Regions from separate parts of the Homo sapiens genome. Here regions 2 and 3 are each linked to region 1. A link is a contact called in ENCODE Hi-C or POLR2A ChIA-PET data. All regions are on one chromosome and are shown on one strand. The core of a region is the stretch at or near the end of the contact, and the rest is flanking DNA. Distances in the headings are between cores, read along the strand shown.

Evidence for each region. Hi-C counts contacts between places; a loop is a spot of excess contacts on that map. ChIA-PET counts read pairs that join two places held with the same protein, here RNA polymerase II (POLR2A). Pooled maps may share reads with other maps.
Region 2: a loop to region 1 is called in a pooled map, with 11 times the contacts of the local background. The contact joins the promoter of RPL23A here to the enhancer-like site in region 1. A Hi-C loop is called at or near these places in 6 of 50 pooled maps. POLR2A ChIA-PET finds 5 or more read pairs at or near these places in 2 of 52 experiments (B cell and activated CD4-positive, alpha-beta T cell).
Region 3: a loop to region 1 is called in a pooled map, with 4 times the contacts of the local background. The contact joins the promoter of PHF12 here to the enhancer-like site in region 1. A Hi-C loop is called at or near these places in 1 of 168 maps with a recorded cell type or tissue (CD8-positive, alpha-beta T cell) and 5 of 50 pooled maps. POLR2A ChIA-PET finds 5 or more read pairs at or near these places in 1 of 52 experiments (GM12878).

The regions. Positions count from the first base shown.
Region 1 is chr17:31,492,201-31,496,148 of GRCh38, reverse strand. All of the region lies in intron 3 of RAB11FIP4 (RAB11 family interacting protein 4), which reads right to left. Among named protein-coding and RNA genes, the nearest start is that of MIR4724, 41 kb to the left of the region's middle. Within about 2 kb of position 2,193, at least 16 of the 41 ENCODE cell types and tissues checked have a DNase peak (open chromatin) inside an H3K27ac peak, as active enhancers do; they include B cell, CD8-positive, alpha-beta T cell and GM12878, where a contact is called at or near this core.
Region 2 is chr17:28,718,656-28,722,603 of GRCh38, reverse strand. RPL23A (ribosomal protein L23a) reads right to left here and starts at 2,619. Exons shown (of 5, transcript NM_000984.6): 1 at 2,574-2,619; 2 at 1,714-1,897. The coding sequence starts at 2,598. SNORD42B (small nucleolar RNA, C/D box 42B) reads right to left here and starts at 2,054; the gene lies at 1,988-2,054. It overlaps SNORD4A (small nucleolar RNA, C/D box 4A), which reads right to left and starts at 22; the gene lies at 1-22. RefSeq lists enhancers at 1,905-2,064, 2,405-2,624, 3,055-3,104, 2,761-3,362, 3,363-3,948.
Region 3 is chr17:28,949,718-28,953,665 of GRCh38, reverse strand. It overlaps PHF12 (PHD finger protein 12), which reads left to right and starts at 2,148. Exons shown (of 15, transcript NM_001033561.2): 1 at 2,148-2,771; 2 at 3,420-3,601. The coding sequence starts at 2,706. It overlaps LOC105371716 (a long non-coding RNA gene), which reads right to left and starts at 2,064. Exons shown (of 5, transcript XR_001752822.2): 1 at 258-2,064. RefSeq lists enhancers at 1,024-1,645, 1,347-1,756, 1,857-1,906, 3,647-3,948 and silencers at 2,077-2,346, 3,857-3,948.

The sequences.
Region 1 (3,948 bases), core at 944-3,443:
CATCCTTGGAGGAACTGGACAAATTATATAAGTTCCCCAGAGGTTACCTAGTTTCTATTTCATTAAATCTGAGACACCTCTGATTTTACAATGCACCGTTATTTCAAGTATGCCAAGAAAAAGGCGCTGTCAAATTATAATAATCCGCAAATGTGCGACACATTCCAATTTAAGATGTTAAATGGAAAAAAAGGAAAGGAAAAAAAGAATGTGCCTTAGAATCCCAGAAAATACCATGTAAGTGTGAGTAGGGAACAGGGATTCAGTCACAGTTCCGCAGACTGTGTGTGTGCAGTGAAGGGCAGTCAACAACTCCACACAAGCACATGAGCACACACCTGCTGCTATAAAATCCTTCTTTGCTAATAACTGATGCAATCGTGCAGATAATCATACAAAAATGTGTTGGCCAGACCTGCCTTGTCAACAAGAACCCTCATTTCACCAGGAGACCATCAATTCAAGGTTGCCTAACATCAGTCAGACGAGTCAAGCATGGTGGCTCATGCCTGTAATTCCAGCACTTTGGGAGGCCAAGGTGGAAGGATTGCTTGCGCCTAGAAGTTTGAGACCAGCATGGGTGACATAGTGAGACCTCATCTCTACCAAATGAATAAATAGCCGGGAGTGGTGGTGCACCCAGCTACTCAGGCAGCTGAGGTGGGAGGATCACTTGAGCCCAGGAGGTCGAGGCTACAGTGAGCCAAGATTGTATCGCTGCACTCTAGCCTGGGCAGAAATGCGAAACCCTGTCTCAAAAAAAAAAAAAAAAAAAAAAAAAATCAGTCAAGTGGAGGCTGTCCTGCCCACCTAACCAGCCAGGCTAGGCCAGGCTAGCCAGCTTCGCCTGAGTGGAGCTATAGACCTCTGGGCAGCCAAGCTGGATGACTCTGTGGTTAACTACCAAGGGCAGTCACCCAGTGTGGCTGGGCGGTGGCACAGCCTGCACCTTTTTGTCTGGCTTTTCTCCAAATCTCCTGGGGCTTGTGGCCAGCCAGAGCCTCAGCATTTTAATAAGGCAGATGCTGGGGGCTGGCAGTGGCAGATGGGCAGCACTGCTCCAAGCCAGCTTTTCCAGCTAGGCACAGGTGGATGGACAGGCAGGCCCTGGCTGGAGGTGAAGGGCAGGTGGGCCGAGGTGTGGAGGGCCATCCTCCCCTTGGCAGGCCAGCCACAGCCTGGCAGTGTGAGCAGCCTCTGGAAGGACAGGCTAGGTACAGTCTCCCTCACTGAACCTGGGGAGAAGTCTGTTACCTCGGAAGCTGCTTGACATCTCATTCACAGACTGCCACACAAATGCTAGTCACTTCACCCCAGACCCAGAATCTGTATCTGCAGAGCCCGAGCAAGGTTTGTTAAAAACACAGAAGCTGGCTGGGTGCAGAGGCTCATGCCTGTAATCCCAGCACTTTGGGGGGCCGCGGTGGGAGGATCACCTGAGGGCAGGAATTCGAGATCAGCCTGGGTAACATAGTAACACCTCATTTCTACTTTTTTTTTAAAAAAATTAAAATTAAAATTGAAAAAAAAGATTTAAAAACCCACAGAAGCTGAGGAAGTAGAGTTTTGCTTCTCTTGCAAAGGCCCTTGAGTAATGGAGTTTTTCCGCTGCCACCTTCCTGTTTGGGCCATGACACTCCCCGGCAAGACATTCTGTTAGGTGCGAAGGTTATTAGTCACAACAATCAAACCAGCTGAAGCCTGCAGGAACTAAGAATAACAGCTCACCCCAAAGCACAGTTTTAAGTGCTTTTCATACATTTACATATTTGAGCCTTACCACGAACCCTGTGAGGGAGGTACTAGCCTCATCCTCTTACCACGAACCCTGTGAGGGAGGTACTAGCCTCATCCTCGTTTTACAGGTGGGGAAGCTGAGGCACAGAGAAATTAAATAACTTGTCTAAGATTCCACCAATAGCAAGGGGCAGAGCCAGGATCTGAACCCAGAGACAGCCTGACTCTGAAGGCATTTTGGTACTAAACTGGCCTGCCTCTCTAACCATCTAACCGTCCACGAGTGTCAACTAAGTAAAGGCCAGAACCTAGACTGGGCATCTTAAATCACCATGGCTCATTTTATTTTCACCATCACCCTGCGAGGCAGGTGCTATTATCAACCCCATTCTACCTGTTGGGCACCCCAACCCTCAGCCACCCCAAAGCAGGGGGGTGGATGAACAGGATGCCCCATCTGAATGCTGCCTGACACGCAAACACACACGTGTGTGCACACACACATATACGATCTGGGGCCCTAAACTGGACAGACTAAACCCAAAGCTGCTGCCCAAATGTGGGAGTGACTCCCTGGGGTCCTTAGGACCCCACAGAACCATGCTGCTGCCTGCCCACAGGCAGAGGGAGTGAAGAGTGAGGCCAGGGAAAGTGAAATCAGAAGGGTGAGGTCGCCTGTCCAAAGTTCCACAACTAGCGAGCAACAGAGCCAGGATCTAGACCTAGAAGTTTTCTGGCGCCCATTTTTTCTCCTTAAGGAAACAGGCATTGGGTGACAAAGCGTGGGATGCAGGTGTCTGTGTCTTAGGTAGGCATTTCTTCCAGGAAAACGAGGGAGCAGGGGGCAGGGACTTGCTGCTATTCTCGCTCCTATTCTAGGAGGGAGACTTGAGTCTGGTGCAGAGGGTAGACACCCCTCAGCTCCCTTACCCCAAGTTCACCGGAGCAGCAGCAGCTATTTGAAATGTGGGTTCCCTTTCCATGGTATCAGGCTTGCACAGCGCAGGGGGGTGGGGGGTGACCACAGATGACTAAAGAGAGAGAGCCCGCCCACTCTCCCACACTCCAGTTCTGTTTAGGCCTTCCTCTTTCTGGTACCTCAAAAGAGAAAGGCTCCCATGAGCAGAGCCACAGATATTAATAACTTCTACAGAGCTTTGTTTTCATCTGAATTAATGTTTACATTGTTGGGAAAGAACCCACTTGTCTGGGAAGATGAAGCAGGTTAGATCAATTAAAAATGTGACCAACAGTTGGAAAACTTCCCATTTCTTAAGGTCAGTCAAGAAGTGGGTTTGGAAGTGCTGGCATGACTAGCACTGGCCTGCTGGGCGGTTCTGGGCTGGAGGTCACTCAGACCCCACAGCTCTGGGCCATCACAGCCACCCCTCTGACCTTCATACGACCCTTGTAGGCTGCACGTCCTTCTGGTTGCCTATGTTCTCCTCCCCGTCTCATCTCCTTTCCAGGTCATGCGAAAAAGTGAAGAAGTAACCACCAAGGTTGTCTGGGTGCTCAGGGGGGTTCTGAGAATCTGAGCTCTTGTCATCAATGCTCTTGAGGGGGGCTCAGCTCCTGAAGCACCAAGACGCTCGGGACCCCTCTGAGCAAGGCCAGCTGGGCGCCCCCAGCATCCACTCAGCCTTGAATGGGGTCCACAGAAGCTGGCCAATGACAAATTCCATTCAATTAACAGTATTATGATGAAGCTGCAAACACTTGGGGAAGGACTGCCATGTGTAGTCAGACACTTGGCATGAGATAATGAGAAAATAGCTCCAAATGAAAACAGATAAGGGTGCAGTCCAGGCTTCTGGGGGCACCTTCTCTGCAGCCTGCCACCCAGTGTGGGCTCCAGATCATGGTGCTTGGAACCGTGGTCAGGCCCAAAGCTACAAATCCTCCCAGGATAACATGTGCTGGCCAGGAGAGGTAGCCAAGACACCCTGCTGAAGCCCCACCCACCAAAAACTCAGAGGGCACCCCAACCTTCAGCCACCCCATAGCAGGGGGGTGGATGAACAGGATGCCCCATCCGAATGCCGCATGACACGCAAACACACGTGTGTGTACACACATATATATGATCTGGGGCCCTAACCTGGACAGACTAAACCCAAAGTTGCTGCTCAAATGTGGGAGTGACTCCCTGGGGTCCTTAGGACCCCATAGAACTGTGCTGCTGCCTGCCACAGGCAGAGGGAGTGAAGA
Region 2 (3,948 bases), core at 1,370-3,869, 2.8 Mb after region 1:
TTACAGTGTCATCATCTGCACCCTGAAATCTAAGGGCCTGAAGCCCCAATCCCAGGGGCAGAACGTTGTGCATTTTCTTTCTCTTGAAGGGCTCTTACAACCTCAAGTGATTAAAGAATCATCTCTGGGCCAGGTGTGCTGGCTCATGGCTGTATTCCCAGCACTTTGGGAGGCTGAGGCAGGCTGATCACGAGGTCAAGAGATCGTGACCATCCTGGCCAACATGGTGAAACTCCCTCTCAACTAAAAATACAAAAATTAGCTGGTCATGGTGGTGCACGCCTGTAGTCCGAGCTACTCAAGAGGCTGAGGCAGGAGAATCGGGCCAGGGGCAAATTCCTTTTTTTTTTTTTTTTTTGAGACAGAGTCTCGCTTCGCCCAGGCTGGAGTGCAGTGACAGGATCTCGGCTCGCTGCAAGCTCCGCCTCCTGGGTTCACACCATTCTCCTGCTTCAGCCTGGGACTCAGTAGTGGGACTAGCGGCGCCTGCCACCACGCCCGGCTAATTTTTTTTGTATTTTTAGTAGAGACGGGGTTTCACCGTGTTAGCCACGATGGTCTCAATCTCCTGACCTCGTGATCCGCCCGCCTCAGCCTCCCAAAGTGCTGGGATTACAGGCTCGAGCCACCGCGCCCGGCCAGCCACGAGCAAATTCTTATGCATAGGTGAGGTTAAGCCACAGCAGTGGCTTAAGCACAACTGTAACACAGCTTTCCCCATTTAAAGTCACACTTGATTCTAGGTCCAGCTTGGTGGCGGGAGGGGCAGGAAGACAGTCTGTGAACTGCTTTCCTATATGAACACAATCCACTTTTTCTGTTAAGAAAGAGTAGAAGCAGCAAAAACCCATTGGTACTAACTACTACCATGGCTCTACTCAAATCTGTGCTCCCTAAAAAGTCAGTTATTACCGATAGCTCAAATACTCAAGTGCCCAACCTTCTGCCCATTCCCCCCCAACTGTTCCTTGAGCAGTATGAAAATTCGGGAAAATGAATGGAAAGAAGCTTCTATACACCGCAGCAGGCCATAACTGCCAAATACAGATAATGGAATCCCCACTATCAATCAAGAATCAATCCACGTTCTCACCCTCAAGGATTGTTCCCGATAGCAGTAGGAGCTATGAGCAAGGAATCTCTGTATTCTACTTTATACTCCCCCCAAAATAAGTTTTCAAACCGTGACCACATGTGAAGCAATAATTAACCTAACAAATTTTGAGAGACTCAGGGTTTTTTTTTTTTTGAGACAGAGTTTCACTCTTATTGCCCAGGCTGGAATGCAATGGTACGATCTCCGCTCACCGCAACCTCCACCTCCCGGGTTCAAGCGATTCTCCTGCCTCAGCCTCCCGCGAGTAGCTGGGATTACAGACATGCGCCACCATGCCCGGCGAATTTTCTATTTTTAATAGACGCGGGGTTTCTCCATGTCACTCAGGCTGGTCTCGAACCCCTGACCTCAAGTGATCCGCCCCCCCTCGGCCTCCCAAAGTGCTGGGATTACAGACGTGAGCCACCGCGCCCGGCCTCTGGGCTGATCCTGCCAGTTTTGTAAATGCAGCAGAAACAATCTCCTCATACTTCCAATTAGAGAAGCACACTGGACACAATTTGCGTTTGAGAAACCATCACGCAGAGTGAGTGAATTTCCAAATTACCAATGGAGAATACCCAAATCTTTTCATGGGTACAGGGGGCAGTACTGACTTGTTTCTCCTGGGAGCGCTCTTCCGAGGATATTTGGGCTGTCTCCGGAGTCGCAGTGTCTTCGGCCGCCGGAAGGTGGGTGACGTGCGGATCTTCTTCTTTTTGTGGCTGTGGACACCTTTCAACACTGCCTTCTTGGCCTTTAAAGCCTTCGCTTTGGCTTCAGCTTTAGGAGGGGCAGGAGCTGGGAGAAAAGGAAAGAAAACGTGGGTGCGGGATTTAGAAATCGGTCACTTCCGGCCCCAAGAACTGCAGTGGGCCACCCTGGCCACAGGTGCATCAGTGGTTCCTTTGAAGACATCACAAGTGTCAGGAGATTAAAACTTTTCCATCATATGCACGATACCAGAGGCGAAAGCGACCAACTCTAAGTAACTCCAGGGATACGACTATGAAACAAAGTAGCACTGAATGAACGCTTGATACTTTCCAGAAAATGTCCTACGAATTTTACACATACCCCATCGCAAAACCACGCTGCGGAGAGAGGGGCGGGTAATGTAGCCCGGTTGAACATGAACCAGAAGGAAAATGGTTAAAGCTGAGGGCACTAATTCCTTACAGGCCCGGGGACATGGAGCTCCAACCAGTGGATGCATGTAGCTTCCCAGAACCGAATGTCTGGCCCTCCCTGGCGGATGATGCCTGCCGCGTTGCCCCCCCCCAACTCCCTCTACCGGAACTCAGCCCACGAGGCTGGGCCCACGCGGCCCACGTATACTGCAGCGTGTCCGAAACGCAGGGAGCAGCCCCGGAGCAGAGCCCTCAGGGCTTAGCCCAGCAGCCGTGTTCCCAATTCGTTCGCTCTGCGGCGCGGCAATCCCCGGTAAACCAGCTGCGGCCCCATCACCAACACACACCTTCCTTCTTCGCTTTCGGCGCCATCTTGTGAAAAGGGTCTCCAATGCTCGTTCCCACGGGCTTATAGCGCCAAAGAGCACTAAAGACTCGCGATGCTTTGTACTTAGAGCTGATTGGGTAATTTGCAGAGCGGCGCCCTCTGGGAACGGTAGTTAGGTTTAATTTCTTTTTCGTGCGTGAACAAACATGCGCCACTCCTCCCCTCAAAGGCACTAAAGCTTCATGGGGGTTGTAGTTTTTTGTTTTTTGTTTTTTGTTTTTTTTTTGAGCGCTCTGTCGCCCAGGCTGGAGTGCAGTGGCGCGATCTCGGCTCACTGTAAGCTCCGCCTCCCGGGTTTACGCCATTCTCCTGCCTCAGCCACCAGAGTAGCTGGGACTACAGGCGCGTGCCACCATGGGGATTGTAGTTTTTTGAAGACACGCGTTTATTTGCTCAGGCCAGCGGACGGCGTAGCCGGCTGGCGCTCGGGTCTGGTCCCGGGAGCTTCCTATCTTGAGCAACTGCCAGTCTCAGGGAAGAGGATTGCCATGCCAGGAGGCAGGAACGCTGCCAAGAGGAAAGAACACATTTGGATTGACTCGGGAGTTAGATACAGCTAAGTTCTAGAGTGCTGGAGCAGGATTTGCTCGGTCGAACTGAGGTCCAGAGAGGAATGTGGTTTATCAATAACACAGTGATTTGGTGGCAGAAAAAAATCAAGTCAGGGCCGGGCGCGGTGACTCACGCCTGTAATCCCAGCACTTTGTGAGGCCGAGGTGGACGAATTGCTTCGAGCCCAGGAGTTCGAGACCACCCTGGGCAACACGGCGAAACCCTGTCTCTACAAAAGAATACAAAAATTAGCCGGGCGTGGTGGTGCGTGCCTGTAGTCCCAGTTCCTTGGGAGGCTGAGGTGGGAGGATCGCTTCAGCCCTGGAGGTCGAGGCTGCAATGAGCCATTCCAGCCTGGGTGGCAGAGTGAGACCCTGTCTCAAAATAAATAAATAAATAAATAAATAAATAATCGAGTCACGAGGGGGAAGTGTCAGAGGAAGTACAAGGCGGCCACACCTGCCCCTCTTTACCTGCGACACTGATACTGTCAAGTTTTACTGCGTTTCCTGATAATGCATTTGAAGTTCTATGAAAATTCCACACATTTCTCCAAGATTCGCTAGTTTTTCCGGTTAGTAACTTCACTCACAATCCCCTGCCCTAAACTAGTCTTCCCTTCCGTGTCCTGGTCATCTTTACATCCTCAAATTCAGCTCCAGACACAGAGAAAGGTTTCTTAACACTCAGGTTCGCTTCTCCTAAGGTGTGTGCCTAACCCATCCCCACTTGATCCTTTCTTCTTCCCTCTCCCTTCATAAAACCAGACATGTCCCCTTTGA
Region 3 (3,948 bases), core at 899-3,398, 2.5 Mb after region 1:
TCCCACCTGCTCGCCCCTCAATCCCCCCTCAACTGTCAGGGCGGGAGCTCTCCAAGGTGGGAGCATTCCTTGGCCCCACTGGCCTAACCTCATCCTGCAAGTTCCAAGAGGAAGAGGTGTGAAGTTTCCCTGGCTCTTGTCAACAGAGCCAAGTCTTATTTCCCTCATTAGCCCATAGTTCCTATTATCAGCTGCAATTGATGGTGTTGATCAAAGCAAAGCCTTGTCCAGTGGATGGATGCCAATGGCTTACTTACCTGTTCCATAATGCCTCCAGGTTAACACAGCAGCACAGCTGGGCCCTGAGCAGTAGGAAAAAAAGCCAAAGAGAGAGGGCACATGAGGTTCTAAACTCTGAGAGCCTGTGACATAAAATATAGCCATAGGAGATAGAAAATCTTGCCTCTTTCATACAAACAATCTAGCTCAGCCCTCCCCTCTCTGATGGCCACATCTCTGGTCCACAGCTCCTGAAGTTTATTGTTGGCTCAGAATGGTAGAAAGCAGAGGGCAGCCAATTCACATGACATTCTCCACCCCACCATCCATGACCTTATCATTCTTTCCAGGCACCAAGAGGGTCATCAGAAAAGCGAAAAGTCAGGAAAACAGAAACCTAAGACTCCATACACTGACATCCCCACTCTGTCTAACTCATCCTCCTTACTGTCCCCAAAGCAAGCATAGTAATTCCTTAGACACAGTCGACATAGTGTAATGGACAGTGTCTGGCTTGAGAATCAAGAAATCCAATTCTTAGGTCTGCCATAAATGCACTATGTGACCTAGGCAAATCACTGCGCCTCCCTGTGCATCTGGAAAAGAGGGGATTAAATCAGATGGTCTCTAAACCCTTGCTAGTTTGACGACTCTGAGAATGCTGTGTCCCTTAACATTAAAAGTGGGCCGAGCACAGCTACGAAGCAACAATTCCAACTAAACCCCTAGTGTCAAGCACAACGATACAATTCTCTTTTCCACTGCTTCATCCACCATCAGGCAGCAATAACCAACCGCCCATCTCTGACGGCAATACCAAGGGGAGGAGCGGGCGCCCTGAAAAGGAGCATGAATCCCCGCCCAGAATGCGAGGCGGGCCCTCAGACTACAAATCCCGGCATGCAGCACTGACGCTCTCAAAAGTATCCCTTCCTGGCCGGCAAATGACTCTTCCCCGGGTCTATCCTACCATAGAGTGCATCGCACGCACATGGAACTACAGTTCCCACAATCCATCAGACCTATCGCGATTCTTGCTCCCAGGATGCAATGCGCCCCCGTTCGCCCTTTAGACCCTTTGGCGTTGCAAACTGGGAGTTGGAGTCCGGGGTACGCAGGTAGCTGGGCGTTGTCAGGATTACAAACTCTCCACTTTAGGCTTCCTCTTGAAGAGCAGATCTCAGGGACAGTGGTGAAGAGAGGGTGGTAACGGGCAGGCGGAACTCTCCAGTGCCACCACCACGCAAGGCAGGGATGCTGAGGATACAATTAACTGATAAAATTATCTGTCAGGAGCGGGAGAGAATTAGGAACCACAGTCATCCCACACGCCTCCAAAAGCGTCATTTTCTGTCTCAAATGGCTTTTCTCTTTACCAATATGGTGGCCTGGTCCAGCCACACCCGATGGTAGAACCAAACGGTCAAGTACAACATCCCTAGGAATACTGCTGTCACCGACAGGCGACCAGCTCCATCCAACACCACACCTTGCTCCTTTCTGTTCATGCCTGAGGACTCCAAGGGCATGATAGCCCATATCCCATTACCAAAATGGCGAAAGGAGCAGCTTTCTTGTGAGGGCCTGCGGAAGGCAATACGCCTGCGCGGGAGGCGTCTGTGTTATGGAGAGGAAGGGGGAGCACCCCCAACACGCCTGCGCAGAACAGAGTCGTCTTAGTTTGCACACAAACACCAATGGATGAACAGTCCCTAGCTTCCTGCGGCTGCGCCTTGACCCCTACAAGCTTTCTCAAGCGCCTGCGCGAGACCTCAGGTCCCGCCCTTTTGTCTCAGTGCGCTGGCGCAGGGCAGAAAGGTGGGGCTTCGGTCCTCCAGACGAATGCCAGCGCGGCTGCGCGCTGGGGGGTACTCCCTCACCGCGGCTGCGCGGGAGCCAGGCCGCCGGCTGTCACTGCGGTTGCGCGCGGCGAGCGCCGATCCCGGGGCGCCTGCGCGGGTGGCTTTGCGGGCGCTCGCGGTAAGTTTGCGCCAAGTGCGCGGCAGCCGGGACGCAGACGGCGGCGGCGGCGAGAGGCGGAGCCCGGGGACCACCCCCCATCACCCTCCCCCCAGTCACCTCACGTACCACAACCTCACGTAACCTCTCACCCCCCCTCCGATACCCCCAGCCCCGGGATGGCAGCGCCCGCCAGCCTTCCCGGCCGGACCGGCTGTCGCCAGTGCCGGCTTTAGCCTGTGGGACTAGGCCCCGCCGAGGCCTGACCCCCGGAGCCGGGACCCACTGTGCAGCCAGCAGCCGGGCCGGGACTGAGGGGCCGCTCCCCCCTCGCGGCCCGTCGGGAGGACGCTGTCGTCCCGGGGACTGGGGGCCGGGGGGTGGGGGGGAGCCAGGGCGAGGAAGTCGGGACCCGTATTGGGAAAAAAGCGGGGCCGGGGTCAGGAGCGCCCCCTCCCCTCACCTCCCCCCTCCCCCCGGGGTTGGGGGGGCCGGAGCAGAGAGCACCCAGCCCGGGAGGTGGATGAATGTGGGAGAAAATGGAGACCAAGACGATCGTGTACGACTTGGACACATCAGGGGGGCTGATGGAGGTAAGAGTGGCCCTCCTCATCTCCTTCCTCCAGCGCCGGGAGGGAACCTCCGCCCTCCGCCCCACAAAGCCAGTCCTAAACTCGAAGCGCCTAGATGGCCGAGGGAGGGGGATTCTTCCTCACCTAGCCTCTCCCTCCCCTCTTTGCAATTTAGGGGGCTGAGCTCAGCCTCCGAGGACGTTTGCAGCAGTTTCACCTACCCGCCGCCCTCGATTCGCTCTCCCGAGGCGCCAGCCCACTCCATCTCGTTGCACCGGCAGGCCTCCCCACCCCCTTCTTGTTGGCCCCTTTGTGCTTCCCCCAGCACGTCCGGGTACCGGGCTTTGGGCCTCTCCCGAGCGGGTCTTTGGAGTCCCCCACTGTCCATACAAGGAAGTGGCAAGAAGGGAACCGCGCACCCTCTTCCCATCCCCCTACCCTTGATCCTCCCCATTTGGAAGAAGCTGTTCTCGTTGTTGTGCTGCAGGAACGCGGTTAGGGTGGGCTCCCCCTGGTTCCGGGGGCTGAGAGATTCTGGGAGCAGCCTGGATGGGAGGAAGAAGGACAAAAGGGGGGAGAGGGGTGGGTGACGGAGAAACCGCGCCGGGGGGGCGACGGACCGCCCGGGAGCTCCGAGTGTGCACACACGCCGTTTGTATGTGTGTGCAGCAAATCCAAGCTCTGCTGGCTCCCCCCAAGACGGACGAGGCAGAAAAGCGCAGTCGGAAGCCTGAGAAGGAGCCCCGGAGAAGCGGCAGGGCCACCAACCACGACAGCTGCGATAGCTGCAAGGAAGGTGGAGATCTCCTGTGCTGCGACCACTGCCCGGCTGCCTTCCACCTCCAGTGCTGGTAAGGTCTGGGGACCCTTTTGGAGCTTCTTGGCGGACCCTTCTCTGCGCATTCCTTCACCCGGCCTGCCCCTGACTGCCGAAATAACGGGCGCTTGCAGCCGCTAGCTGACTTTCTGCAGCTGCCGGGGCGAGCACCTCCCCGCCCCCAGGTGTCCGCCGGGTTCTGGCAGTTTAGCGGGGAGGAGCAGCGGTGGGTCCGGACCCCGAGGTGGGGGTTGGGACGAGTGAAGAGAACCCCATATGGGATTGGAAGTCGCTGGGGAGCCGGGACAGAGCCGGCCGGGGACAGCCGGCAGTGGCGGGGGAGGAAGGGGAGGAGCTCCGGGCCCAGTGCCGCTTGCCTGC